2 separate regions of the Homo sapiens genome follow, and region 1 is linked to region 2. Evidence: chromatin loops called from intact Hi-C (ENCODE). Cell type or tissue: ovary. All regions are shown on one strand. Links, peaks and the distances in the headings refer to the core of each region. The heading gives the core; the rest is flanking DNA. Region 1 overlaps ABCC1 (ATP binding cassette subfamily C member 1 (ABCC1 blood group)). Region 2 overlaps ABCC1 (ATP binding cassette subfamily C member 1 (ABCC1 blood group)).

Region 1 (2,913 bases), core at 117-2,616, 110 kb after region 2:
CACTCTCCCAGCCCCCACAACTCCCAGCACTTCCCTCCCTCAGAGCCCCCACTGTCCATCCTGCAGTTGTTGGTTCAACTGCCTGCCACCCACCTTCCATCTCTCCTCCAGGGCAGTGGTCAAGGTCTGTTTCTTTCTAGCTCAGCCCCTGGCACAACACCTGATTATTAAATGACTGAAAGCATGACGGAGAAATGGAAAGAAAATGGAGTTTCAACGCTTTAATCAACGGTCCAAGATCAGGCCTTGGTGGGTGGGGACAGAGACTGATCATGAAGGGGCACGAGGGAACTTCCTGGCGTCCTTGCAGTGTTCTATATCTTGACAGGGGTTTAAAGTATTCCTTTACCAAGATTCATCAAATGCTAACTTGAGATCAGCAATTTCACTGTATGTAAATTTTAAGCAAAAAACTCAGAAGTGTAAACAGATCTTAAACTCTAGCTAATGATTTACTTGGAAGTGGGTGCATGAAAGAATACTAATATATTTCGAAGGAAGTTTCAGATATCAAAAAAACTAGGTTCAGTGGCTCAGGCCTGTAATCCCAGTATTTTGGGAGGCTGAGGTGGGAGGATGGCTTGAGGCCAGGAGTTCAAGACCAGACTGGGCAACATAAGGAGCCCTCACGCCTACAAAAAATTTAAAAATTAGCCAAACACAGTAGTGTGCACCTGTAGGGCCCAAGCTACCTGGGAGGCAGAAGCGGGAAGATCATTGGAGCCCAGGAGTTGGAGGCTGCAGTGAGCTATGATCACACCACTGCACTCTAGTCTGCGAGACAGAGTGAGACCCTATCTCAAAAACAAAAAACAAAACAAAAGTAGCCGGTTGGCTGGCTGATTAGCTATCTGGTTAGACAGACAGATATGTGACAAAGCAAGTTTAGCAAAATGTTAACTGTGGCTCTAGGTACCAACTATATGACTGCTCACAGTAGAATTCTTTCGACTTTTCTGTAGGTTTAAGAATGTTCATAGTAAAATGCTGGGGGGAAAATATTACATATTATACAGACAGGACTAAAAATACCTCTTACTGCAAACGAGCTGAGTAGCTTTCACTGAATGTTCCAAACCAGTGATTTGCAACCCTGAACCACCTGGAGATCTTGTTAAAATGAGTTTGACTTGGTAGGTCTGGGATGAGGCCTGAGACCCAGCATTTCTAGCAAGCTTCCGGGGGATGTCGAGCATTCCAACTGGTCCAAGGACCTCTGCTTTCAGCTGGGACCTAATAAATGATCTCCTTTGGCCTTGATCCCCTTATCTACAAGACCCTCCTCCCCCAAACCTAAACCACAGACTCAGTGCCAATGAGAAAAAAGGCAGGAGACTGGGGACCGGCCGGAGCTCTGGCAGTCTTGGTCAGCCCTGCCCAGGCTCCCAAAAGCCTCGGCAGCCCCAGAGCCAGAAGGACAGATGGGAGGAGCCCCACCAAGCAGCCAGGGCTGGAATAGACATCTGAGTCATGGAGTGGGAGCAGGGCCAGCTGGGGAGGATTGGCCGACTCAGTGACTCAGCACGAAGTGGCCTGGAGGAGCCAGCCCTGCCAGCTCCCACCCACGCCCTGCCTGACCTGACCCCAGCCGCCCCAGGCCTTGGCTGATCACTCTGAGGACAGGCGACAGGTGATGGATGGCCTGCTGCTGCTCTGAGGATGGGAGAGCAGCAAGCCTGGACTCTCCCCATCTTCCTGGCTCCACTGTGATTCAATCCCTGAGAGTGATGGGAAAACAAGCAAACAGGTTGTCCCGTTGTCCTCCTCCCCAGATCACAGGGCTCAGGTCTGGGACAGAGAGAGGAGGTGAAGCCAACAACAAATCGAGTTGCAACCCGTTTTCAAGAAGGGGCTGCTGACGTCCCCAAAGGAAGAGCACCGAGCCCAAAGCCACAAGTCTAGCTGATTCTCACAGGACCTGGTTCCTACCCTTCCTTGCCCCCATCTCAATTGCTAGGCTACGTTGCTAGGTAGTTATGTGGTTATTTTGTTTGTTTGTTTGTTCATTTGTTCGTTGTTTGTTTGAGACAGGGTCTCAGTCTGTTGCCCAGACTGGAGCGATCTCAGCTCACTGCAACCTCCGCCTCCCGGGCACAAGCAATTCTCCTGCCTCTGCCTCCTAAATAGCAGGGATCACAGGTGCTCAACACCATGCCCAGCTAATTTTTGTATTTTTAGTAGAGATGGGATTTCACCATGTTGGTCAGGCTGGTCTCAAACTCCTGATCTCAGGTGATCTACCTGCCTCGGCCTCCCAAAGTGCTGGGTTTATAGGTGTAAGCCACCACACCTGGCCTTGAACAAGATTTTTAAAAGCACTTAGCATCACTGAATTGCATACTTAAAATGGTTAAAATGGCAAATCTTAGGTTACATATATTTAACCCCCCAAAATGCAACATTAAAAAAAAAAATAAGGCTCTTGACACCATGCCAAGCCTTCAGAACATCTGTGCATACATCAGTCCCCTTCCTCTTTCTTGCTGGTAATACTTGAACAGGATGAAGGCAGAGAAGCAGCTTAATCTGATGTCCTGTGAGGCCTCATGCACACTTCACCCTTATGCAAGACATAATATACGTGCCACATGTACTGAGCACCTCCCCATATAACACAACAATAAATTACCACTACAGGCCCACCGTGTGCCTGGCTGTGTCTTAGGCACTGAGGTTACAAGGTGGATACTGCCACGTGAAGCCTCTAGCCTAACACAAAGCCATTATTTAGCCAAGACCCTCCCATTCAGCAGTTACAACCAAGCGAAGTGACATGATTGTGCACAACAGCCAGTCGTGAGTTCGAATCTCTGCTCTACTACTCAGGTCGAGCAAGGCACTTATGTCTGCGATTGTTTGTCTGTAAAATGAGAAAAATAGTACCAAGTTCACCAGGACTGCTGTGAGAGTCAA
Region 2 (2,913 bases), core at 105-2,604:
TGTTTTTTTGTTTTTCGAGACAGAGTCTCACTCTGTCACCCAGGCTGGAGTGCAGTGATGTTTCTTCAGCTCACTGCAACCTCCACCTCCCGGGTTCCAGCGATCCTCCCACCTCAGCCTCCCAAGTAGCTGGAATTATAGGCACCTGCCACCATGCCAACTAATTTTTGTATTTTTAGTAGAGACGGGATTCACCGTTGGCCAGGCTGGTCTCGAACTCCTGGCTTCAAGTGATCCACCCACCTTGGCCTCTCAAAGTGCTGGGATTGCAGGCGTGGGCCACTGTGTCCAGCCCTGTATTGATTTTTTCTTTTTTAAAACAACAAGTGTATCTCTATTTTATAATTTATGTACATAATTGAAGGGGAGATGCTATAACAACACAGTGAGCGGAATGGAGAGAAGTATGTGGAACTTTCTATCTATATATAAAAATACATGCAAATACAGAATAGTGGTAGGACTAATGAGGACAATTACTTTCTCTTGGGTTTGTCAAACACGATCCTTCTAAAAATATAAAAGTCAGTCAAAAGTAAAATGCTTTTAAAAACTGAACTCAGGCCGGGTGTGGTGGCTCACACCTGTGATCCCAGCACTTTGGGAGGCTGAGGCGGGTGGATCACGAGGTCAGGAGTTCGAGACCAGCCGGGCCAACATGGTGAAATCCCTTCTCTACTAAAAATACAAAAATCGCCTGTAATCCCAGCTACTCAGGAGGCTGGGAATCGCTTGAACCCAGGAGAAGGAGGTTGCAGTGAGCTGAGATCATGCCACTGCACTCCAGGCTGGAGCGAGACTTAAGTCTCAAACAAACAAAAAAAAAACTGAATTCAATCTAACTGAACGCTTTAACTGGGTGAATTCCATGGCATGTGAAATTCACATGTCAATGAGGCTATTATAAAAACTAATGAAATAAGTTAGCTGGGCGGGGTGGTGGGTACTTGTAATCCCAGCTAATTGGGAGGCTGAGGCAGGAGAATCACTTGAACCCAGGAGGTGGAGGTTGCAGTGAGCTGAGATCGTGCCACTGCATTCCAGCCTGGGCAAAAAAAAAGCCAAATTCCATCTAAAAAAAAAAAAAAAAAAAACCTAATGAAATACCTTGTAAGTGAATTAAATTCAGTGTCAAGTTGGAAGCCGCCGGTGTAATACACCCTTGGTTCCTCACGGGGGCACTCACGCCATTCTTACAATGCTCACCCGTGACATGGGACCTGGTTCACCCAGTCAGAATGTTAAAGGAGTGGGCCGAGGTCACCTCTGTGAATTCCTCAGGAGGACAGACCTTACAGAGGCCTTGGTCTCACTCCCAAGGGGCATCTCTCCTCAGGAGGCCGGGTAGCATGACTCCCATGGCACTGGATAGGGTCTCTGAGGAGGCACAGGCTCAACGCCTAGGTCTGCCATTTACCAGCCATGTGATCTTGGGCAAGTAACTTCAGCTTTTTGTCTCAGTTTCCTCACCTGTAAAATGGGGGTAATAGTAGCATCTAAATTATAGGGCTGGGCTGGGCATGGTGGCTCCCGCTTGTAATCCCAGCACTTTGGGAGGCCAAGGCAGGCAGATCACTAGAGCTCAGGAGATCAAGATGAGTCTGGGCAAAATCCCGTCTCTACTAAAAATACAAAAATCAGTCCGGTGTGATGGCATATGCCCGTGGTCCCAGACACTCAGGAGGCAGAGGTAGGAGAATCACTTGAGCCTGGGAGGCAGCGAATGAGATCGCACTACACTCCAACCCGGGCAAGAGTGAGACCGTGTCTCAAAAATCAGTCATAGAGCGGGGTAAAGACTGAGTGCATTACTCTATATTAAACGTTTAAGTCTGGGCCTGACATTCTACAAGGCACTATGTGTGTCCCTGTTATCATTAATGTAGGGTGGGGGTGTCGCCAGGCATTATTGTGATTATCTATTATCACTGCTGTTCCTACTTGTGCTGCTGTTCAGGGCCTAAGAAGGCAGTTATTAAGGGCAACGCAACATCAAAGACTGGAGGCACGGGTCCTAGTCCCAGCTGTTCTACCAAGCCACGTGGGACCTTGGATCAGCTGTTGTCCCTCCCCAGGTTCCCTTTTTCTCCATCTATAAAAAGGGGACTGGGGTTCAATAACGGCAGGGTTTCCCAAACTTTGGTCAGTTCCCAGCTACATCATTCGTGTAGTATGCATGTACTCATTCTCTTGTTGTTTTAATATGCTTAATCAAGTCACTTAGACTTAATTTCTCAACTTACTTAAGAGGAAAATTTATTACAATCACAAAAGGAAAAGTAGTATTATTTTCCGTAACAGGAGTCCCCTATACAAATACATAACAGGCCAGGCGCAGTGGCTCACGCCTGTAATCCCAGCACTTTGGGAGGCTGAGGCAGGCGGATCACCTGAGGTCAAGAGTTTGAGACCAGACTGGCCAACTTAGTGAAACCCCCATCTCTACTAAAAATACAAAAATTAGCCAGGCATGATGACAGGCACCTGTAATCCCAACTATTTGGGAGGCTGAGGCAGGAGAATTACTTGAACCTGGGAGGAGGAGGTTGCAGTGAGCCGAGATTGTGCCACTGCACTCCAGCCTGGGTGACAGTGAGACTCCATCACACACACAAAAAAACCAAATTCATAACAAATAACAGAAGGTTATTTCTGATAGACAGAATCCGTCCTGTTGAAGACTCCAAGTGTGAGGGCTGCTGTTTATCTGTCTGTTGAAGGGAGATCATCTCAATTGCTAAGGTGTTAAAGACCTGCTAGCCCCAGACTAAGACTTTCTCTGTGATACCATCAGAAGTTATGAAAGAGAAATAGAGGGGGAAACTTCTTCACAATGTGAATACCTTCTGAATGCCCTGACAGCATCCCACAGTCTCGTATATGGATACCCCAGATCTTGGGTAAAGCCGGTAA

The links. Peaks named below come from ENCODE experiments on the same cell type or tissue, not always from the same donor. Only the 100,000 strongest peaks of a DNase experiment are listed, where the experiment ranks them.
Region 1: a loop joins it to region 2, with 2.3 times the contacts of the local background. A loop is called at or near these places in 6 of 110 quality-filtered maps.

Annotation. Positions count from the first base shown.
Region 1 is chr16:16,020,818-16,023,730 of GRCh38, reverse strand. All of the region lies in intron 5 of ABCC1 (ATP binding cassette subfamily C member 1 (ABCC1 blood group)), which reads right to left. Among named protein-coding and RNA genes, the nearest start is that of ABCC1, 73 kb to the right of the region's middle. RefSeq lists an enhancer at 1,365-1,659. In ovary, for the core only: no CTCF peak of the experiment used is centred there; a DNase peak (open chromatin) is centred at 1,490; H3K27ac peaks cover 1,348 bases.
Region 2 is chr16:16,126,098-16,129,010 of GRCh38, reverse strand. All of the region lies in intron 26 of ABCC1 (ATP binding cassette subfamily C member 1 (ABCC1 blood group)), which reads right to left. Among named protein-coding and RNA genes, the nearest start is that of ABCC6, 96 kb to the left of the region's middle. In ovary, for the core only: a CTCF peak has its summit at 1,182; a DNase peak (open chromatin) is centred at 1,190.